Regions from separate parts of the Homo sapiens genome. Here regions 1 and 3 are each linked to region 2. Evidence: read pairs that join two places in POLR2A ChIA-PET (ENCODE). Cell type or tissue: CD4-positive, alpha-beta T cell. All regions are shown on one strand.

Evidence for each region. ChIA-PET counts read pairs that join two places held together with the same protein. Peaks named below come from ENCODE experiments on the same cell type or tissue, not always from the same donor. Only the 100,000 strongest peaks of a DNase experiment are listed, where the experiment ranks them.
Region 1: POLR2A ChIA-PET joins it to region 2 with 20 read pairs; 13 of 35 experiments call an interaction of 5 or more read pairs at or near these places.
Region 3: POLR2A ChIA-PET joins it to region 2 with 10 read pairs; 24 of 35 experiments call an interaction of 5 or more read pairs at or near these places.

What each region holds. Positions count from the first base shown.
Region 1 is chr5:80,302,925-80,310,924 of GRCh38, forward strand. LOC124900204 (small nucleolar RNA SNORA31) reads right to left here and starts at 3,444; the gene lies at 3,311-3,444. LOC124901015 (a long non-coding RNA gene) reads right to left here and starts at 6,578. Exons shown (of 2, transcript XR_007058841.1): 1 at 6,263-6,578; 2 at 5,553-5,840. In CD4-positive, alpha-beta T cell, CTCF peaks have their summits at 4,838 (motif pointing left) and 5,040; a DNase peak (open chromatin) is centred at 4,808.
Region 2 is chr5:80,088,880-80,096,879 of GRCh38, forward strand. No RefSeq gene overlaps it. Among named protein-coding and RNA genes, the nearest start is that of THBS4-AS1, 9.2 kb to the left of the region's middle. In CD4-positive, alpha-beta T cell, a CTCF peak has its summit at 3,113; a DNase peak (open chromatin) is centred at 3,022; H3K27ac peaks cover 1,153 bases.
Region 3 is chr5:80,242,871-80,250,870 of GRCh38, forward strand. The region is part of intron 1 of SERINC5 (serine incorporator 5); the gene reads right to left. Among named protein-coding and RNA genes, the nearest start is that of SERINC5, 9.2 kb to the right of the region's middle. RefSeq lists enhancers at 3,182-3,684, 4,400-4,694, 6,340-6,907. In CD4-positive, alpha-beta T cell, no CTCF peak of the experiment used is centred here; DNase peaks (open chromatin) are centred at 3,321 and 4,571; H3K4me3 peaks cover 997 bases; H3K27ac peaks cover 2,299 bases.

The DNA.
Region 1 (8,000 bases), 210 kb after region 2:
TGGCTTCTTTTGTTTTGTTTGTTTTTTGAGATGGAGTTTCGCTTTTGTTGCCCAGGCTGTAGTGCAATAGTGCAATCTCGGCTCACTGTAACCTCTGCCTCCTGGGTTCAAGCGATTCTCCTGCCTCAGCCTCCCAAGTAGCTGGGATTATAGGCATGCGTCACCAAGCCCGGCTAATTTTTTGTATTTAGTAGAGACAGGGTTTCACAATGTTGGTTAGGCTGGTCTCAAACTCCTGACCTTAGGTGATCCACACGCCTCGGCCTCCCAAAATGCTGGGATTACAGGTGTGAGCCACCGCCCTGGCCAACAGCATCTTTTCATGTTCTTATTTGTCATTCATATATCTCCTCTGTTGAAGTGTTCTATTCAGATATTTTGTCCATTTAAAAAATTGAGTTCTTTTCCTATTGTTGCATTTGAAGAATTCTTTATATATTGGATATATGTCCCTTATCATGTAAACCAAAAAGTATCTGAGACAAGTCTCAATCAATTTAGAAGCTTATTTTGCCAAGGCTAGGGATTGTGACTGGTGACACAGCCTCAGGAGGTCCTGGGAACATGTGCCCAAGGTGGTTGGGTTACAGCTTGACTCTATACCTTTTAGGGGGACAGAAGTTATAGGCACACATCAATCAATGTAAGGTGTACATTGGTTCAGTCTGGAAAAGTGGGACACACCTGTAATTCCAGCTACTCGGGAGGCTGAGGCAGGAGAATCGCTTGAACCCGGGAGGTAGAGGTTGCAGTGACCTGAGATCACACTATTGCACTCCAGTCGACAGAGCAAGACTCCGTCTCAAAAAAAAAAAAAAAGAAAAAGAAAAAGAAAATTGGGACAACTTGAAGTGAGGACGGGGACGGTTCCTGGTCATAGGTGGATTCAAAGATTTTATGGTTGGCAGTTGGTTGAAAAAAATTATGTTATTATCTAAAGACCTGGAATCAACAGAAAGGAACTCTGGATTAAGATAAGCGGTTGGCCAAGTGCGGTGGCTCATGCCTGTAATCCCAGCACTTTGGGAGGCCGAGGTAGGTGGATCACCCGAGGCCCAGGAAATCGAGGCTGCAGTGAGCTGAGATTGCACCACTGCCCTCCAACCTGGGTGATAGAGTGAGACCCTGTCTCAAAAAAAAGGTGCTAGACTCTTAGTTAATCTCTCCTGAGTCAGGAAAAGTTCTGGAAAGGGAAGGAGGTTCTCTACAGAATGTAGATTTCCCCCATAAGAGTCGTTTTGCAGGGCCATTTAAAAAATACATCAAGGAAGCCGGGCACGGTGGCTCACACCTGTAATCCCAGCACTTTGGGAGGCCGAGGCGTGTGGATCACGAGGTCAGGAGATTGAGACCATCCTGGCCAACATGGTGAAACCCAGTCTTTAATAAAAATACAAAAATTAGCTAGGCGTGGTGGTGCGTGCCTGTAATCCCAGCTACTCGGGAGGCTGAGGCAGGAGAATCACCTGAACCAGGGAGTCAGAGGTTGCAGTGAGCCGAGATCATGCCACCGCATGCCAGCCTGGTGACAGAGACTCCATCTCAAAAACAAAAACAAAAAAAACCCAAAAAATATATATTTCAGGGTAAAATACTTCACTTTCAGGGCCTGCTATCTGGCATGTGATGTTATACTAGAGTCAGGTTGGAATTTGGTGTATTATTGCTACGAAGAGTCAGCTTTGTTAGCTGACAGTTTAAAAGCTCTGTTTTAATGTTAATGCTGGTCAGCTGTGCCTAAATTCCAAGGAGAGAGGGTATAACGAGGCAATCACTTCAACAAATCCCTTCTTCCCATCACGGCCTGAAATAGTTTTTCAGGCCTCCTTTGGAATGCCCTTGGCTGATGGGGGTCCATTCACTTGGTTCAGAGTCTGAGAATGTTATTTTTGGTGTAGGATCATATATACCAAAATCTACTGCAGAAGATTTTATAGGCAGATTTTATACGTAATTTGCAATTTTTTCTTCCAGTCTGTGGCTTGTCATTTTGTTCACAATGTCTTTCACAAGTGAAAGTTTTTAATTTCTAGAACGTCCAATTTATTAAATCTTTCTTTCATAGATTATGCTTTTGGTATTGTATCTAAAAAGTCATTGCCAAATCAGGAGTCACAAAGACTTTCTCCTGTGTTTTCTTCTAGCCGTTTACAGCTTTGTATTTCATATTTAATTTTTTTTTTTTTTTTTTGAGACAGGGTCTCTCTCTGTCACCCAGGTTGGAGTGCAGTGGCACGATCTCTGCTCATTGCAACCTCCGCCCCCCTGGGCTCAAGCGATCTTCCCACCATAGCCTCCCAAGTAGCTGGGAGTTGCCATGTTGCCCAGGCTGGTCTCGAACTCCTGAGCTCAGGCAACCCGCCCACCTCAGGCTCCTGAAGTGTTGAAATTACAGGCGTGAGCCACCGTGCCCGGCCTGTATTTCATATTTAAATCTATGATTCATTTAAAGTTAATTTTCGTCTAAGGTGTGAGATATGTGTCAAAGTTTATTGTTTTTGCATATAGATGTCCAATTTGTTCATCACCATTTGCTGAAAAAGACTATTTCTTCATTGAATTGCCTTTCTATCTTTGATAAAAATCAGTTGACTATATTAGTGTGGTTCTATTTCTGAGCTCTCTCTTTTGTTTCACTGGTTTATGTGTCTGTCCTTTCTTTTTTTTTTTTTTGAGACGGAGTTTCCGCTCTTGTTGCCCAGGGTGGAGTGCAATGGAACGACCTTGGCTCTCTGCAACCTCTGCCTCCCAGGTTCAAGCAATTCTCCTGCCTCAGCCTCCCAAGTAGCTGGGATCAAATGCATATGCCGCTACAGCTGGCTGATTTTGTATTTTTAGTAGAGATGGGGTTTCACCATGTTGGCCAGGCTGGTCTCAAACTCCTGACCTCAGGTGATCCACCCTCCTTGGGCTCCCAAAGTGCTGGGATTACAGGCGTGAGCCATTGTGCCTGACTTTATGTGTCTATCCTTTCACACTGCCTTGATCACTGTCAGTGAATATGAGCCTTCCTACTTCATTCTCCTTTTCCAAGATTGCTTTGGTTATTCTAGATCCCTTGAATTTCCATATGAATTTTAGGATCAGCTTGTCGATTTCTTCCCCCCACAGTCCCCAACTGGCTTGCTTTTCATTGTCTTAACCTTCAAGCTTTTACTTAAGTGTAATCAACCAGGTGAGGGTGGTAGGAGGTATTTCTCAACACTTCTCATGTATACTCAAATTTTGGGTTCTTGTTTGGAGTAAAACAGGCTCTTCACTGTTTACAAGGTTATTTCTGATCTGCGAAACTTCTCTGTCCATATTTTTCCTCTGTTTTCCTCTATTCAGTCTTGGCTACCACAATAAGACAGACAGAAAGGACAATGACACCTTTTTCTTGCATCTGTAGTGAGAACCTTAGCAGCACCCAGTAATTGCACTAGGTCTGTCAAACAGATGTATAGCTTGTCAATTTTGGCAAGAGGCAGCTGGGATTTTGAAAGGGATTATGTTGAATCAGTGAATCAATTTAGGAAATATTGCTATCTTAACAATATTAAGTCTCCAAATCCATGAAAGTGAGATATTTTTCCATTTATTTGAAGTTTTAATATCGTTCAACACTGTTTTAGAGTTTTCAGAAGTATTGCACTTCTTTTGTTACATTTATTTCTATGTAGAGTTGATTCTCATCATTTGCAGCAATCACAATCTATGAAGTCACTCCAAACATTGAACTAGTGATTACTATAGCTTTTGGAGCAATACACAGTGAGGTTCTTGTGAGCCTCCGGTCTCAACATTTTTGTCAGTTGAAATGCCATTTGTGTTACATAGGTTTGTTTGCCAGTGCCCTTGTAAAACAAGCCAGTCCCATCAGTGTTGAAAGCCTGCTCTTCCTCATAATCCTCTTTCTTTTTTTTTTTTTTTTGAGACAGCGTCTCACTCTGTTGCCCAGGCTGAGTGCAGTGGTGCCATCTCGGCTCACCACAACCTCTGCCTCCCAGGTTCAAGTGATTCTCCTGCCTCAGCCTCCCAGGTAGCTGGGATTACAGGTGAGTGCCACCACATCCAGCTAATTTTTGTATCTTTAGTAGAGATGGGGTTTCACCATATTGGCCAGGCTGGTCTCGAACTCCTGACCTCAGGTGATCCACCCACCTCGACCTCCCAAAGTGCTGGGATTACAGGCGTGAGCCACTGCACCTGGCCTCATAATCCCTTTTCTGTATAACACTTAGCAGGTATTTTTAAAAATTCTTCTGTAGCCTCCTGTCTGCAGAACCTGCCTCTCCAGCAACTTTAAAGAGGCAGGAGACTTGGACTCTGATCCCAACTCTCATCATAACTAGCTGTAACGTTGGGCAAGTCTCTTAGAAAAAAGAAAAAAGACTTTGGATGAGAATATCACTAAGGTTCCACTTTATAGAGTTCAGGTATTATGCCACCTAAAAAGGTAACATTTGTGGCCGGGCGCGGTGGCTCACGCCTGTAATCCCAGCACTTTGGGAGGCTGAGGCGGGTTGATCACGAGGTCAGGAGATCGAGACCATCCTGGCTAACATGGTGAAACCCCGTCTCTACTAAAAAAAAAATACAAAAAATTAGCCGGGCGTGGTGGCGGGTGCCTGTAGTCCCAGCTACTCGGGAGGCTGAGACAGGAGAATGGCATGAACCCGGGAGGCGGAGCTTGCAGTGAGCCGAGATCGCGCCACTGCGCTCCAGCCTGGGCGACAGAGTGAGACTCCTCCGTCTCAAAAAAAAAAAAAAAAAAAACAAACAAAAAGTAACATTTGTAGAGTAATTTTTAAAGCTCATAGCACCACCTGGTGGTTACAGAAAAGGACACGCTCCGGAAAGGAGATTCTGTATGTTTTGATTTTTGAATAAAAATTTCAATTTTCAGATAATTTCCCCTCTAAACTGGCTACCTATAGGTGCACTACTACATCTAAACGCATCATAAAATTATGCTTAAAATCTCACCCTGCATAGAATTCCTTGCGAATGTAAAGACTCTAACCCTTGGATAGTTATCACCAATCAGCAGCTATTATTCTCTCTTTTTATTTATTTATTTATTTATTTATTTATTTATTTATTTTGGAGAGATAACATCTCACTATGTTGCCCAGGCTGGTCTCGAACTCCTGTACCCAAGAGATCCTCCCACTTCAGCCTCCCAAAGTAATAGGATTACAGGTGTGAGCCACCATGCCCTGCCAGCTATTATTCTTTGGTTTTAAAGAAACCTATTAAACAATTACATAAAATAAATTTTTTATTATACCAAAACATTTCCATATTAAAGTTTTTCATATGAGAAATGACTCTGTCAGAGGCACCAACAGATGCCTACCACATTGGGCATAAAACACAATAATAACAGTTTATATCTATTTGTGTTTGTCTTATTTCTAATCATTATTAGATTGAGGTGATGCAATTTTGGTAAAAATGCCACAGAAGTGGTAAGTTCTTAGTGTATCATTTTGAAGCAGCATCGTCTGTGGTAAACACCTGGGGTTCGTCATCTTGCGCCAAGAAAATTAAGGACAGGGACATGTGGGTGGGTTAAGGAGTGTAAAGTTTAATAGGTAGAAGAAAGGAAAGAGGAGAGCAGCTCCTTGGGTGACAGAGGCTGGAAAACAGAGAATAGCAGCTGATTGCCGCAGATTTTATAGGCAGGCTTGAGAAGGCGGCAGCGTGTGATTTACCCGGGCTCACATATTGGTTTGACCAGGTGTGACACTTACATAGAGGCCGGGGAAAGCTGGTCGCCCCACCCTAATCTTGTTATGCAAATGAGCTTTCCACTGGGCTGGCGCCATCTTGTCTGTTCCTTATGGTACACGTGGCTGGCAAAAAGAGAAGACAGAGCCACCATTTTGAACATTCCTAGTCCTAGGTCATATATTCCTATGGGCACAACTGCTGGCATTCACCCGTGCACGCTTCCAGCTTGCTGCTGTCTGCAGCTCGATTTTACAGGCTGCTCTTTGTTAGAAAGGGAAATGATTTGGGGGCTGCTTTTTTTTTTTTCTTAAGACGGAGTCTTGCTCTGTCACACCCAAGCTGGAGTGCAGTGGTGGGAATCTCAGCTCTCTGCAACCTCTGCCTCCTGGCTTCAAGCGATTCTCCTGCCTCAGCCTCCTGCGTAGCTGGGATTACAGGCGCCTGCTATCACGCCCGGCTAATTTTTTGTATTTTTAGTAGAGACAGGGTTTCACCATGTTGGTCAGGCTGGTCTCAAACTCCTAACCTCAGGTGATCCACCCACCTCGGCTTCCCAAAGTGCTGGTGTGTCCGAAATTGGTGGGTTCTTAGTCTCGCTGACTTCAATAATGAAACCACGGACCCTCGCGGTGAGTGTTACAGTTCTTAAAGATGGTGTGTCCGGAGTTTGTTCCTTCTGATGTTCGGACGTGTTCAGAGTTTCTTCCTTCTGGTGGGTTTGTGGTCTCACTGGTTTCAGGAGTGAAGCTGCAGATCTTCACGGTGAGTGATACAGCTCATAAAGGCAGCAGCAAGATTTATTGCAAAGAGCGAAAGAACAAAGCTTCCGCAACGCGGAAGGGGACCTGAGTGGGTTGCCACTACTGGCTAGGGCAGCCTGCTTTTATTCCCTTATCTGGCCCCACCCACATCCTGCTGATTGGTCCATTTTACAGAGAGCTGATTGGTCTGTTTTGACAGGGTGCTGATTGGTGCATTTACAATCCTTTAGCTAGACGCAAAAGTTCTCCAAGTCCCCACTAGATTAGCTGGGCACAGAGCACTGATTGGTGCGTTTACAAACCTTGGGCTAGACACAGGGTGCTGATTGGTGCGTTTACAATCCTCCAGCTAGACATAAAAGTTCTCCAAGTCCCCACCAGATTAGCTAGATACAGAGTGCTGATTGGTGCATCCGCGAACCCCGAGCTAGACGCAGAGTGCTGATTGGTGCATATAGAATCCTCTGGCTAAACATAAAAGTTCTCCAAGTCCCCACCTGACTCAGGAGCCCAGCTGGCTTCGCCTAGTGGATCCCGTGCCAGGGCCATGGGCTGAGCTGCCCGCCAGTCCCGCACCAGGCGCCTGCACTCCTCAGCCCTTGGGCGGTAGATAGGACCGGGTACCGCAGAGCAGGGCGCGGTGCCCGTTGGGGAGGCTCGGCCGCGTGGGAGCCCACCACGGGAGGCTCAGGCATGGTGGGCTGCAGGTCCCGAGCCCTGCCCCGGGCGGGAGGCCACTGAGGCCTGGCGAGAATTCGAGCGCAGCACGGGTGCGCTGGCAGTGCTGGGGGACCTGGCTCACTCTCTGCAGCTGCTGGCCTGGGTGCTAAGCCCCTCACTGCTGGGGGCTGGCGGTGCTGGCTGGCCGCTCCAAGTGTGGGGCCACTGAGTCCGTGCCCACCCGGAACTCGTGCAGCCCTGGTTCCCACTGGCGCCTCTCCCTCCACACCTCTCTGCAAGCAAAGGGAGCCAACCAGCCCAGAGAGGGGCTCCCACAGTGTGGTGGCGGGCTGAAGGGCTCCTCAAGCACGGCCAGAGTGGGCGCCAAGGCTGAGAAGGCCCTGAGAGTGAGTGAGGGATGCCAGCATGTTGTCACCTCTCACTGGGATTACAGGCATGAGCCACCGTGCCCGGCCCTGGGGCTGCTTTTCATTAAAAGGGAAACCTTACCCAGGATTTCTGTATCCTATCTGCCTAAGTAATTTCTTTTTAAACTCCTATATCAATACAAAAGGGTACATTATGTCAATATGTCTAATTTCTGGTTATGTTAGCTTTGATCATTAAGACAGCTATCTACTGGGTTTATCCACTATGAAGTTACTATCTTTTCGTTTGTATTTAACAAACATCTTGTTAATTACTTTGAGACTATGGGGAGACATTTTGAGACTATGCAAATATCCTGTTTCTCTCTCCTAATTTTAGTACTCATAGGTGGATCTTGCCTGTAACAATTATTACAGTGGTGTTCTAAGGATGGTTTCTGTTTTCCTCATTCCTTTCCTATATATTAATGGG
Region 2 (8,000 bases):
AATCAAAAGCTTACAAGTGATTATAAATTTTGCTATAAAGTAATAAGTAGATTTGTATATTTATAGATGTAGTAGAGTCGTAAGATTTTTAAGTTGAACTTCTATACTTAAGGTTTTGTAATTTGTAACTTTAATCAAACATTAATTTTAAAAACCAGTCACCATAAATTGTGTTTTCTGTGTATGAAAGCTACCCTTATAAGCAAATAACAAAATCAATAAAAAACAGCACAGTGACAGTCAGCACTGATTTTTTTTTTATTGAGGGGTGGAGATCTGGAGAACTGCATCCTCAATTCCAAATAAGGGGCTAACAATCATCCCAGAACACTGCCCTTTTCTACATTGGGGACTGTCACCGCACAGAGGGATTAAGGACCTTGATTCAGCTCTCCCTGACTCCAGGGCATCACCAAGCAGCTGGCTGCAGCAACGCTGGGGGCCTGAGCTATCCTGCTGTCAGCTCTCAAACCCCTCATTTTCCAGGACACATGGCCTGAAGAATGCACTAGCCCCAACTTGGGGCCCTGGTGTGGCGATGTGGCAAGGAGCACCTCTCTCTTCTCCCTACTACATCAAAAATTTTAAGGATGCCTAAACATGTCTGCTTATCTGGAGGGCTGGGGTGAATGAGACGTCCAGAATGAAAGCTCTCCTATTCTGACTGCGCCACCTGACTGAGAAGTAACTTTAGCTTATTTCCTTGGCTCATCATAAAAGAACGAAAAGTATTTTCCTCACATTGTCTACCTCCTCAACTATGGAGTGGACATGCATCCACGCCTTCAACTCAGGTCTTTGAGAAAAACAACTTTATTTCCCAAATTTCACCTTGTTTTTCTTCTGAGAACTTATTGTGCCAAACTCAAGAGAAACATAACCTCAGTCTTTCTTGGGGTTCCCATTCTTCTTCCAGAATCAAGACTCTAGGATGTCTTCTCAGAACCAAGGTGTTTGGGGAGGGGGACATCTATCCACACAGATTCCTTCTAACGTGACCATAGTCAGCACCCACCCCCCATACTCTAACAGACCACACTGGGGACCTCAAATCTGTGTGAACCTTTGCAGCCATTCCTTTACTGGCCCCTTACCTATGGACTGCAGAAAGCTCCCACAGGCCTCCCTTCCTTCTCTCTCAGCATGGGAGAATCCTTCTCAAGTATGAGGAGGGAAGCCTTATTCTCCCTTTTGCTTTTGGCCAAGAAATCTTATCCATTCCCGGTGTTCCTTCACTTACGCCCTGCTATGACTTGAATGTGCCCCCTGAAGTTCATGTGTTGGAAACTTAATCCCTAATACAACACTTTTGAAAATTAAGGCCTAGTGGGAGGTGTTTAATTCATGAGGGCAGAGCCCTTGTGAATGGATTAATGTCAGTTATAAAAGACCTTGAGGCTGTGAGTTCCATTTCTTGCTCTCTTATACTCTCTGCCCCTCCATCTTCCACCAGGGGATGACACAGCACAAAGGTCTTTACCAGATACCAGCACTTGATCTATCTTGGACTTCCCAACCTCCCATGTAAAATAAATTTCCTTTCTTTGTAAGTCACCCCATCTATGGTATTCTGTTATAGCAATACAAAATGGACTAAGACACTCCCACAAACCCCAGACTTCGACTATGGGCTTAGCTCTGGGTACACAAAAACTAGAACAGTTTGCAAGCTGGCTCTGACTCACACCACCACAGCCTCACTGAAATAGTGGGCCCAGAGTCCACTCTGCCAGAATGGGAGGACTGGGGCAAAGGGAAATATGAAAAGGAAATGGGTCAATATCTCAAAGTGCTACCACAACATATTGTGAACAACTTCAATAGCTAATTTTAAAAAATTCTTTTTTAGAAATGAGGTCTCACTATGTTACCCAGGCTGGTCTCACACTCCTGGGCTCAAGCAATCCTCCCACCTCAGCCTCCCAAAGTGCTGGGATTACAGGCATGAGCCACCACACGTGGCCTCCTACTGTTTAGATTTGTTCCTAAAAGATGCCTATGTTTAAACCAGGCCAGATCACTCACCCTAGAAATTCCACAAATAACCAATGAGCTGATGGCTCCAGGCAGACGGGTGGCTGAGCCCAGTTCCCATCCTGGCCTGGAGGAGGAGACCTAGGAAGTCACAGCTTAGGATACACTGGGGCGGGCGGGAAGGTTTGCTTTTATCCATCATCCAAGCTGTGATTCAGCGCATAAGTCTCCCTTTCATTAAGTTTAACTTGTTGAGTAACATTAAATTTATATACTGCAAAGCACAATAGAATTTCACTGCTGTGAACATACGCGTTCACAAGCATCATCCAACTAAGTGTGAGCATCTGCTGCCTCATTGGGGGTATTTACTAGTCATTCATTATTTATTTATTTATTTATTTTTGAGACGGAACCTTGCTCTGTCGCCCAGGCTGGAGTGCAGTGGTGTGATCTCGGCTCACTGCAAGCTCCGCCCCCCGGGTTCACACCATTCTCCTGTCTCAGCCTCCCGAGTAGCTGGGACGACGGGCACTCGCCACCACTCCCGGCTATTTTTTTTTGTATTTTTAGTAGAGACGAGGTTTCACCGTGTTAGCCAGGATGGTCTCGATCTCCTGACCTTGTGATCCGCCCATCTCGGCCTCCCAAAGTGCTGGGATTACAGGCGTGAGCCACCGCGCCCGGCCTAGTTATTTATTTTGCAGCACCTATTAGAGTAAACAGTAGCAGATATCTAATGTCTAAGAAAAATTTATGGAAGGAAGATTTGAACGAAAAATTTTCTCCATTAGCATATTTTTAAGGAGTTTTCCTCACAACAATTCCATCCCACTCCTACCCCTCCTACCAGAATTCTGAGGATCAGGGCTTGAGAACTAACATCTCCAAAGTCCCAGTAGCTCTGTGGTTTTCTACAGGCTCCTGGAGGATAAGGACCGTGCCATGTTTATCTCACCCTCCACCTCTCAATAAAGTACAAATTTGTGGAATTGGCGAGGCCAAGAGGCCTCAAATTCTTGTATCTTTCATATCATCCACTAGGGGGCAGCAATCCTCTAAAAATAGCCCCTAAACCAGCCACTTTTTTAGCTAAAAGATGACTAAATTTCATTAAAAGTAGAATAACAAACGCCTGTAATCCCAGCACTTTGGCAGGCCGAGGCGGGCGGATCACGAGGTCCGGAGACCGAGACCATCCTGGCCAACACGGTGAAACCCCATCCCTACTAAAAATACAAAAATTAGCTGGGTGCGGTGGCTTGCGCCTGTAGTCCCAGCTACTCTGGAGGCTGAGGCAGGAGAATCGCTTGAACCCGGGGAGCGGAGGTTGCAGTGAGCTGAGACCGCGCCACTGCACTCCAGCCTGGGCAACAGAGCAAGTATGTGTCTCAGGAAAAAAAAAAAAAAAAAAAAGAATAACAACAACTACAATTTATTAAACACTTACTCTGCTCCTAGCACTATGTTATATGCTAATAGTTCAGGGCTTAAGAACAATTTTATTGGCCAGGAGTGGTGTCTCATGCCTGAAATCTTACCACTTTGGGAAGGTGAGGCAGGAGGATCGCCTCAGCTCAGGAATTTGAGACCAGCCTGGGCAACATAGTGAGACCTATCTCTACTGAGAATGTTTTAATAATTCGTCAGGCATGGTGGTGTGCACTGTAGTCCCAGCTACTTGGGAGGCTGAGATGGGAGGATTACTTGAGCCTGAGTGGACAGGCTGCAGTGAGCTATGATTGCACCCCTGCCCTTCAGCCTGGGTGACAGAGCAAGACCCTGTCTAAAAAAAAAGAACTCTTATTTATCAAAACGAACATCTCAACAAAAAGCAACAACCACCACATAGGAAGGAAACCACCACCTAAACGTGAATTATTGCAACTTAGTCTCTGAACGAACACTGAAGCCTCGCTTTCTTTTAGGTATTGCTTCGCAAAGACTTCTGCCTTGTCCCTCAGCCTAAATTCACAGGATAGAGTCTTCTCCATGAGCAAAGCAAAGAGCCATTCATCTATCCACTCATCATTCACTCATTCTTCAGACACACACTGAGCAATTACTACATACCAGGCACTGTGCTAGATACTGGGAGGGATTTTAAAAGTACACAAAGCCAGTCCATTTTAGTCCAGGCCTCTGTATGACTGAAAGCCTTTGTCTTACTATTAATAATACTGATCATAACTGCAAAATTATAGTGTAGTTTAGAATTAAATGAACCTGGCCGGGCGCAGTGGCTCAAGCCTGTGATCCCAGCACTTTAGGAGGTGGAGGCGGGCAGATCACTTGAGGTTAGGAGTTTGAGACCAGCCTGGGCAACATGGCAAAACCCATCTCTACTAAAAATACAAAAATTAGCCACGTGTGGTGGCATGCACCTGTAGTCCCAGCTACTTGGGAAGCTGAGACAGGAGAATCACTTGAACCTTGGATGCAGAGGTTGCAGTAAGATTGTGCCACTGCACTCCAGCCTGGGCAGCAGAGGGGGATTCCATCTCAAAAAAAAAAGAATTAAATGCACCTCAAAGCCAACCACTAGATTCTCTCGCTCTGTTTAGAAGACATTTGTTTGTTGTAAGAACCCAGACTTAATCCTGAGAGGTTTTAGCGGGGTCTAAAGAGAGCCTCGTCCTAAACATCCCTGCCAGGAAGAACACTTCCAGGGAGCAGGGGGCAGGCAGCTTCCTGGCCCAGGACAGTCTGCATGACCTAAATTACTTGAGTCAAAAATTCTTTGGGCCATATAGTGTTTTGGTGGTTGCTGTTGGGTTTTCTATTTGCTAACTTGAGCAAACATTTAAAATTTGAGTGTTTTTAGACAAAAACCTGGATTTCCAACTTCTCTTTAAAAAGTCAAAAGCTCCAGCCTCCATCTGCATTCACGCACAGGAACCTTGAAAAGGGCCTGTGTTGTCCATGCACCGCAGTGTCCACACATGTAAGTTTCTACCTGACTCTGTAAGTGATCGAGTATGAGAGTCCGTACTTGGGATTTCCCAGGTACCCTGTGCGGCCTGCAGGGGATATGGAGAAGGTTGGGACTCAACCCCTCTTGTGGCAGGCCAGGTCTCACGAATAGCTAAACAGGCAGGCCTCCATGACAACTGTTTCAGCACTGACTGAGTGCTTAGGTTAAACATTAAAGGCTGCAAGAGCCAGTGTCCTTACACAAAGGCTGGAATGTGACAAAAGCCACCAAGAGTCTTGCCTAGGCCTTTCCTGGGCCTTGAAGCATGACAAGATAACAAAGAAATTCTTACATTCCTCGTACCCACGTTTAGGATTAAACACGTTTTATTAGGGGTCAGCAAAGAACTCCCCAGACCGCCATAACTCAGCGGGAGGCAAGATAAGGGTAATCACCCCCAGCACCTGGACCCATCTAGATTAAATAAACTTACTGAGGCTCCGGAGGAAGGTCTCCAGGACTCAGATCTTAGTTATGGATTACAGGGAATCAGTCACTTGTGTCTTTTGATGAATCCACACTTACATGTAGACATATAGCTTCATATAAGCACTGGAAAACTTTGTAAATATGAGTCGGTCTGGTGATATTTTCCTGGCCTTCTGCCTGTACCGGGTTACAGAAATAAACTCTCTTCTTTCCCAGTTTATCTGCATCTCATTACTGGGCCATGAGAACAAGCAGCCCAACCCTCAGTTCAGTCTGGGAACACTCTGGCTAACAACCTGTTAGGGGTTGTCACCACTGCCTGGAGAGGATAGGGGTACACTGGGGGCCAGCCGACAGGAGCTGAGGTCTCAGGTAGAAGATTCCTACCTTATCAATAGATGGAAAGAGATTCAAACCCAGCATCACTGACTCTGGTTCCAAAATCTGAAATTCTTTTATAGCGACAGCACACATTCACCAGGTATGCAGAGAAGAGTTAACAGCAGGTCCGAGATGGCTGCTGATCTTTAGTTAGAAAGGCCTAATTGCAAAGTTGGCCCTTGGCTGGTATCTGAGCACTTGGCTTTCCAGAGTGTTCCCACCATTTCTGAAACTGATAAGAGTGGTTCACCATGTCTTGACTGTACAGTGTGGTTTATGCTGAGCATCTGCTTTCTTTCTGGGAGTTGGAATTTTGGTACATGGTAGGGAGAAGGTGCCTACAAGACGAGACCCTAATAAAAACCCTGGGTGTTGAGTCTCTAATGAGCTTCCCTTGTGGCCAACATTTCATATCCCTTGTCACAACTCATTGCTGGGGAAATTAAGCACATATTATGTGACTTCCACCTGGAGAAGACTCTTGGTAGCTTGCCCCCCTGGTTTTCTCTGGACTTGGCCCCATACACTTTTCTTTCTTTTTTTTTTTTGGTGCTGATTTTGCCCTGTATCCTTTCACTGTAATAAATTATAACTGTAAGAATAACTAGATGCTGAGTTATGCTTCAGCCAATCACTAGATTCTATTTAGAGGGCATTTGTTTATTTGAAGAACTCAGACTTACTTAATCCTGAGAGTTTTTACCTGGGTCCAAAGAGAGCCTTGTTCTAAACATCCCTGTCTAGAAAGCCTCCGATGAGACTTTCTAGCAAACCACTTAAATGTAGTGGTCTTGGAGACCCCGAAACATCAGTCAACTATCTCCAACAACTGAAAGAGGCTTTGGGCTTACAAAGTGCAAAGAATAATTGAGGTGCTAGGTCATCACAGGCATCACTAATGAGAAAATAATGGAAAACAGGGGCCTAAAAGTTGAGGCCAATCACCACAAAACACCTGCAGAGCTGGAGAAGCAAAACTCAAAGTGGAGACCCCTGAGATTGGACACATGACAAGGGACAGAGTCTAACTGAAGTGGTTTATTTGGTTAGTCTCATACCTAGAGAAATTTAAGGTGAGGCAGTCACCCCCAATACCAGCTCTACCCTTCTTTCATAGTCATAGTGTCCCAAATTTTTGCAGGAACCCAGATGCCCAGAATAAAAGATTATACTTCCCAGGTGAGTTGTGGCCATCTAAGTTCTGATCAGTGGCATATAAGCAAAAAAGTTCATGGTAGCTTCTGGGAATCTTCTTCTAAAGAGGGTTAATTTTTTTTTTTTTTTTTAAATGGAGTCTCACTCTGTTGCCAGGCTGGGGTGCAGTGGTGCAATCTTAGCTCACTGCAACCTCCGCCTCCCGGGTTCAAGTGATTCTCCTGCCTCAGCCTCCCAAGTAGCTGGGATTACAGGCATGCACCACCACACCCGGCTAGGTTTCACCATGTTGGCCAGGATGGTCTCGGTCTCTTGACCTCATGATCTACCTGCCTCGGCCTCCGAAAGTGCTGGGATTACAAGCGTGAGTCACCACGCCCAGCCAGATCATTAATATTTCTTATTCGTCCTCTTATCCCTCCTCCTAGGCTGGAATATGGATATAATAGCTGGAGTTCCAGAGGCTGTCTTGAGTTGATGAGAAAGCCTTGGGAATAGAAGCGTCATCACAGAGAACAAGATAGAACTGACACCGTGGAGTAACATACCAGTAACAGACCATAAGATTTCTATCACTGGACTTTGTGGACATGAAAAATCTCCATCTGTTCTTGGGGCTTTACTGTTACTTCCAGCTAAATTTAATCCTCCTTAATGCAAAAGAAATTCCGGATGGGGAAGTGTTTATAAAGTCATGTATCCAGAACCATAGACTCACCAAATCTTAGATCTGAAGAGTCATCAGGAAGCTTTTTGTTTCAGCCTTTTCATTTTACAGTTGGAAAAACTGAGGCCTAGTCACCTCTGTGGTTTGTCAGGGTTACATGGCTAGTTAGGAGCAAAACTGAGGCCAGATCCCAGGTTTTGGGGCTACAGGCTCATGGTTCTCATTTTCCTGCTATGAGAACTGCCTCAGGTAGGCCAGGGCAGGGGTAAAGTCCAAAAGGGGGTTTCTGTCTAGAGGACTCAAAGAAAAAGCAGTGTCGGATTGCCGTAGCTCACGCCTGTAACCCCAGCACTTTGGGAGGTCGAGGCAGGTGGATCGCTTGAGCCCAGGAGTTTGAGACCAGCCTGGGCAACATGGTAA
Region 3 (8,000 bases), 150 kb after region 2:
CAAGATCAGGCCTCTGCATTCCAGCCTAAATGACAGAGCAAGACTGCATCTCAAAATGTTACACATTGTTACATTTCTTCCCTGCTATACAAACCTCTAGTTTTAGTAGGTCAGGGAGACAGATTTGACACTGAGCTCCTATCTCCCTGGCTGCAGCACCCGATTAAAGCCTTCTTCCTTGGCAATCCTTGTCGATCTCAGTCGTGGGCTTTTTGTGTGCTGAGCAGCAGGACCTAGAGAGAACCCCTGGTCTTTAGGCAACATTCATAAGTTCAAGAGTCCCAGGGGGTGGCCCCTTCATTCTTGCTCCTTTAGTTCTACAATTATTTTTTAAACATACCTAATTCCCTATAGTAAATCTTCTTCTTTTTAAAATACCTAGAGTGATGTTGGCTTCCTACACTGAACCCTGACACACTGCATCACCACTTTACAGATAAAAAAAGACTCTTACATAAAACATCTGATTTGCATCCCTTCAACAATCACTAATATTGTTAAAGGGGATTTTATCTCTTTAACAACATTAGGGAGACAAGACAGGAATTTCCCCTACTTAACAAGAAAATTTAAGAACTAGGAACAGTAGTGAGCTCCCCAGCACTGGACAGATTCAAACACAGATGCACACTGAAGAGGGGCATTAAAAAGGACATCTAAGCTTCAGATGGGTCATTAAAAAAAAACAGATGCCTTTTAAGGTATCTTCCAAGAGTTTCTGTGGTTCCATAACCTGCCTCAAAAATCAAGCAAGGCTGGGCATGGTGGCTCACACCTGTAATTCTAACACTTTGAGAGGCCAAGGCAGGAGGATTGCTTAAGCCCAGGAGTTTGGGACCAGCCTGGGCAACATAGTGAGAGCCTGTCTCTATTTAAATAAATAAATAAATAAATAAATAAATAAATAAATAAATAAAACAAAATAAAATAAGCAAGCAGCAAAACCTGGATCTCTCCAGAACCAGACTTGCCTCTACAGAATTTTTCAAAGAACTGAATCCCAGTTGATGAGATTCCACAAACTTTCATAGAAAAAGTAGACGGTGGGGGAGCACAGAAAGTGGGGGATTTCTCTGAAGAAAAAAGGGGATGGAGGGCTACCCTTGGACTCGATTTTGGCAGAACTTAAAGAATAGTTAAACTTCAGCATCCTGCAATTTGGGGGCAGGAAGCTGTTTTCCTACTACCATCCTTTTAGGCCCAGCCCAGACCTCTTTAGGCTCTTAATCTGTGCTTCCTTTTATCTTAAAAGATAATAACCTCCCCTCCCTGGCTTCAGTTCCTCAGCTCCCCAGCATTTCTCTACCTTCTGCTGCCTGGAAACTGAGGCTGCCAAAACCCCCAAGCACTTTTTTTTTTTTTTGAGATGGGGTCTCGTTCTGTCACCCAGGCTGGAGTGCAATGGCACGATCTCGGCTCACTGCAACCTCTGCCTCTCAGGTTTAAGCGATTCTCCAGCCTCAACCTCCTGAGTAGCTGGGATTACAGATGTCTGCCACCAGGCCTGGCTAATTTTTGTATTTTTAGTAGAGATGGGGTTTTACCACGTTGGTCAAGCTGGTCTCAAACTCCTGACCTCAAGTGATACGCTGCCTCAGCCCCCCAAAGTGCTGGGATTACAGACAGGAGCCACCACACCTGGCCTTACTCTTTTTTTTATTTTTGGAAACATGGTCTCGGCCGGGCACAGTGGCTCACGTCTGTAATCCCAGCACTTTGGGAGGCTGAGGCGGGTTGATCAGGAGTTCGAGATCAGCCTGACCAACATGAAGGAACCCCATCTCTACTAAAAAATACAAAAATTAGCCGGGCCTAGTGGCATGCGCCCGTAATCCCAGCTACTCGGGAGGCTGAGGCAGGAGAAACGCTTGAACCCAGAAGGCAGAGGTTGCAGTGAGCTGAGATCGTGCCATTGCACTCCAGCCTGGGTGACAAAGCGAGACTCCGTCTCAAAAAAACAAAAACAAACAAAAAAAGAAACATGGTCTCACTCTGCCGCCCAAGCTGGAGTGTCGCAGATCAAAACTCATCCAGCCTCGACCTCCTGGGCTCAAGCGATCCTCCCACCTCAGCCTCCAGACAAGCCAGCACTCTCAAAAAATCCACAGGCACTGATCTTCGATCTTCCTCTCTCACTTGACTTCAAGTTGTCGTCTGACCAGGCCAGTTGGCTCCACACCTCTCCCCACCCTCCAGGCAGGCTCTACCTTCACTTAATTTCCTTTATTTCCCTGTTGGCTACAGGGAATGTGTGCCTTTTGAATTGGAGATGTTTCTCAAGGTTCCAAGGTTAGGCTTTCCTTCTCGTACTACAGCTGTTTTTTCCTGAGGTGAGATTTCCTTGAGAAGCTGAGAAATGATGGGGACTTTCTTCTTGGAAAAGTGTTCAGGACATAAACAACACAACTGTGTGTGCAACTGCAGGATTGCATGGATCTCTAGAGCCCATTCAGGAAAGAGGACCCACTCTCCCCGTGCTCCCCTGCATGGGCTCATCCACTTCTGGGGGCAAATGTCCCTGCCAAGGGACCCCCAGCTTCTACTCCTTTTCCAAAAGATAAAAGGTGCAAAGCTGAGGCAAACAAACCCTCAATCCAGTCTGTGAAGAAGCACTGGCCCAGGCACAGTCTCATAGGCTAGCAAATTCAGCATCTATTCACAAGTCACTCCCAAGCACAAGCAGGGCTAGCTACATACAGCCTCTGAACTTCATTATTCTAGGCACCCAGTGAATATTTATTTTTTTTTATTTTTTATTTTTTGAGACTGAGTCTCACTCTGTTGCCCAGGCTGGAGTGCAATGGCATGATCTCAGCTCACTACAACCTCAGCCTCCCATGTTCATGCAATTCTCGTGCCTCAGCCTCCTGAGTATCTGGGATTACAGGCATGTGCTATCATGCCTGGCTAATTTTTGTATTTTTAGTAGAGACGGGGCTTCACCATGTTGGCCAGGCTGGTGTCCAACTCCTGACCTCAGGTGATCCACCCGCCTCAGCCCCAAAAAATGCTGGGATTACAGGTGTGAGCCACCACACCTGGCCCCAGAGAATATTTATCAATTGACATTTTACTTTAGGGATTGTCAGCTCTTTAAAAAAAAAAAAAAAAAAAAAAGAGTAACAGCTAACAAAATAAGTCCAACAAAGTCCTAGAGTCCTTAGGGATAAGGCTAGCAAAGCTAAAGAAAAATTACCACTATAGAATCCTATTAGAGCAAACAGTTTCATTACTATGGAAACAAAATACTGCCATTGTTTCTGAGAATGGCAGTGGAGGAGATCAATGAGCATGGAATCAAGAACAAAAGACTGAATTCCTCCCTAGTTGGGGTGAACCACACTCACCAAGGATCAAAGCATTAGGAAATCAGCCCTCCATTAAATTGCTGAGACATAATGTGAGTGCAAAAACAAAACAAAACAAAACAAAAAAATGGAAAAGGCATTCCACAAAGACCTCATGAATTTTGTTTCAAAATGCACTTAGCTAGTTTATAAAAAAATGATACTTAAACACAAGTCTGATTTTCCCATCTTCGCTAGTTATCTTTTCATAAATAAGATTTAAGGGGTTATGCATGTGTTTTTCCTACTTTTGTTTTGACTACACAGTTTTCATGAGAGAGTGAAAATGCTGTCTAATCACTATATACTGTAACCTTACTTCAAAAACCCACAAATTGTTTCAAAATTTACTCTCTGATAAAAACCCACTAAGTCTTTCCACAACAGCTGCTTTCCTTAAACATCAGCAATTTTAATCTCACAAGGCAAACTACGGAAGAAAAGCCAAAAGTAAAATCCTGCTTCCCTTTAAAATTCAAACAGATGTTCTGTGTAATCACACCAACTCAGTATTTGAATTTCCTACTGCCCTATACTGACTCTCAGATTAAGTTCTAAAATGTTTTGAAATATCATTAATATATAAGCTAGAAGAATATGGGGATATTCTCACTGTAAATGTTTTAAAATACATTTTAAGCAGGGCAGCAAAGGTTTACTCTGGGCTACTTGGGATGCCTAATATTTGGGAACAATCACAGTGATTTAGAGAGGTAACTTGATTGATACTGTTCTCAGGATCCAATCATAACCCTAAATTCAACTGCAAACAGCAATATGTAAAATTCACCAACAATGCGGCTTGACTCAGAACACTAAGAAAACACTGGGTCTTTACAATTAGGCAGGTATGGCCACTTAAAGTACTAAAAATAGCTTGGTCAAAGAATTACATCCAATGGCTAGTTCTGTAGACATATCAGCTTATATGAAGACTTCCTTTTTAACATCAAGTTATCACAGATGATCTGGCCACATACTGCTCTGAAATAAAAGTAGACAATGCCATAATTACTGCAGTGCCCTTTCTGAGGCTCTAACTGGTGACTACATTAAAATACCTGGAAAACTGGAAAGTAAAGCTTCCGTGTCTCATAGTCACTCCCAGATACTCAGTATCTGTGGGAAATCTACAGCCTCTATACAGAAAACGAGGGCGGAAAGCAAGCAATGGGGAAGGGGGTGTTACCTTTTATTTAATTAGCACAGAGAGATGAGTCAGAGGCTGCCTTCCACGCCTACAGACTGGCCTCTCCTCAACCGTGCCTACAAAGTCAGACTTGCTGCAGTCCAAAGCTATTTGTCAGCTGGACAGGTCAGCTACAGAGCTGCCCAAGAAAACATATTTGAATGAGCAACCATCAAGCAACTCTCCAACTAAGAGTGCAACCTTCACTCTCCATACTGTTCAAGGTAAGTGACAGAGGATTACCTGACAACCTGAATTTAGCTACACTACACAAAGACACTCCTAAGCCACCCTTCCTGTATCAGCTCACCAGTGAGCTATACAGAGTAGTCCCTCCTTACCCAAGGAGGATGTGTTCCAAGATCCCCAGTGGATGCCTGAAAGTGTGGATAGTACCCAACCCCATATATACTGTGTTTTTTCCTGTATATACATACCTATGAGAAAGTTTTGTTGTTTAAGACAGGGTCTCACTCTGTCACCCAGGCTGGAGTGCAGTGACACAACCATGGCTCACTGCAGCCTCGACCTCCCTGGGCTCAGGTGATCCTCCCACCTCAGCCTCCCAAGTAGCTGGGACTATATAGGCACACACACCACCATGCCCTGGCTAATTTTTGTTTTTTGTAGAGACAGGGTTTCTCCATGTTGCCCAGGCTGGTCTCTAACTCCTGGGCTCAAGTGATCCACCCACCTCAGCCTCTGAAAGTGCTGGGATTACAGGCATGAGCCACCTTGCCTGGCCTCATGATGAAGTTTAATTTCTAAATTAGGCACAGTTAAGAGATTAACAACAATAAGAAATAATAAAATCAAACTCTTATGACACTATGCCAACATCACTACTCTTGCGCTTTGGGGCCACTAAGTCAAATATAGGTGACTTGAACGACTTGAACACAAAGACTGCAATTCTGCGACAGTGGATCTGATAACCGAGATGGCTCCTAAGTGACTAAGGGGTGAGGAGCATAGGTAGACAGCTAGACAGCATGGAGATGCTGGCCAGAATTGATTCACATCCCGGTGGGATGGAGTGAGGTTTCATCACACTATTCAGAACAGGGCATAATTTAAACCTGTGAATTGTTTATTTCTGGAATTTTCCACTTAATATTTTCATACCCCAATAGACCTCAGGTAACTGAAACCACAGAAAGCAAAACTGCAAGTAAAGGGGTACTACCGTATTTAGCCAACATCAACCAAAACACCACCTTGACAGAACAATTATAGGGCACTTTACTGCATTGTGCCCACATCTTTATAAAGATGAACAGGAAAATAAAAGTGCCAGTGCTAGTGATAAGAAACACAGGCCTCAATGTTAATGCAGTGGAAGCAAAGATGGCCACCATCATACAGCAGGAAAACAGTGACTCAACCACCATTTGGACAGACGTTATCTGTGAAAGTAATTGTAAAAAGAAAAGGTCAAAGTTAAAGAAAATGTTGAAAATGACAGAAATATATTGTCAATGATGCCATCTAACAGAGATGAAATTAGGGATTTTTTTTCATTACTTTTGTCCTTTTGGGAATAGAAACACACCCAAACCTCTTAATGCAAAAGCTCATTAAGTGACTTTCACACATTCAACATTAACACCTCTGAAGAAACCATCAGGCCGGGTACGGTGGCTCACGCCTGTAATCCCAGCACTTTGGGAGGCCAAGGCGGGTGGATCACGAGGTCAGGAGATCGAGACCATCCTGACTAACATGGTGAAACCCCGTCTCTACTAAAAATACAAAAAAATTAGCCGGGCGTGGTGATGGGTGCCTGTAGTCCCAGCTACTCGGGAGGCTGAGGCGGGAGAATGGTGTGAACCTGGGAGGCGGAGCTTGCAGTGAGCCGAGATCGCACCACTGCACTCCAGCCTGGGCAACACAGCGAGACTCTGTCTCCAAAAAAAAAAAGAAACCATCAAGTTTGAAGGTAGAAGACTATCTACATATGAATGTAAACCCAGAAAACATTAACAGCTACAATAAGTGGTGGGTGCATGTTAAAAAAAACTTTATCAGTCACCTCATAATTATGCAAAAAGAGTGGGATCAAATACAGCACTTCCAACAAAATCCCAACTTTGCAAAGTAAAATTATAAATATCGGCCGGGCACAGTGGCTCAGTCCTGTAATACCAGCACTTTGGGAGGCTGAGGCGGGCAGATCACCTGAGATCAGGAGTTCAAGACCAGCCTAGCCAACATGGGGAAACCCCATCTCTACTAAAAACACAAAATTAGCTGGGCGTGGTGGCGGGCACCTGTAATCCCAGCTACTCAGGAGACTGAGGCAGGAGAACTGCTTGAACCTGGGAGGCGGAGGTTGCAGTGAGCCAAGATCACGCCATTGCACTCCAGCCTCGGCAACAAGAGCGAAAACTCTGTCTCAAAAATAAAAAAAAATAAAATAATAAATATTAAATATAAGTAACTGACTATAAAGCATCAAAATGTGGTTCTCTCTGGGTAATGATATGTGTGATTTCCCTCTGTTTCACAAATACTTCCCACATTGTTCAAAAAAGTATCATCATGGAAATAATGAATTTTTGTAATTGGATCCCTTCCAGTGGAAGCACCATGTAATATAATGAGGACCTAACATTTCCAATCACTATAAACAAAGAGCAATAGGGAACAAGAGTTCTGTAACCAAAAGAGCTCAACAGGGGGTTCAGCTAGGTCACAATAAGTGCTCTGCTTATAAGAAGAGAGGAAACATCCTTGCAGTAGCCAGGATTTAATTCCAATGCATCAGATGACCCAGTACTAAGTGGTGCAATCAAGTCCACGAAGCAGAAATTCTGTGAGGACTCTCAAAACAAGAGAAAGATCATTACTGAGGAAACATTAATTGAGCTGGGACCTCAAAGTAGAGATTTGGGTTTTACAGTGAAGAAGGAAGGACATTTTGGGGGAAACATCATCATTATTATTATTTTTTGAAACGGAGTCTCGCTGTCTTGCCCAAGCTGGAGTGAAGTGCCATGATCTTGGCTCACAGCAACTTCAGCCTCCCAGGTTCAAGCGACTCTCCTGCCTCAGCCTCCTGAGTAGCTGGGATTACAGGCATATGCCATCACGCCCAGTTAATTTTTATATTTTTAGTAGAGACAGGGTTTCGCCATGTTGGCCAGGCTGGTCTCGAACTCCGCCCACCTGAGCCTCCCAAAGTGCTGGGATTATAGGCGTGAGCCACCATGCCCGGCCTGGAATCATCATTATTGTATGTGGTGTGTAATTTATTTTTTAAATAAGTCTTCTTCATGGACTCTGTGTATGTGGGTGTGTGTTTTAAGCTGCATTATAGGGGCATCAGTTGCCCTGATAAGACCCCTATTCCAGCAAACATTTAATCAAAGGCCACACAGCTGGCCTAATTGCATTTACAGCGACCAACCCTTTGTAACTTTTCACTTTCCTGACTCTTGAGCCACCGCTCACTCCCCTCCTTA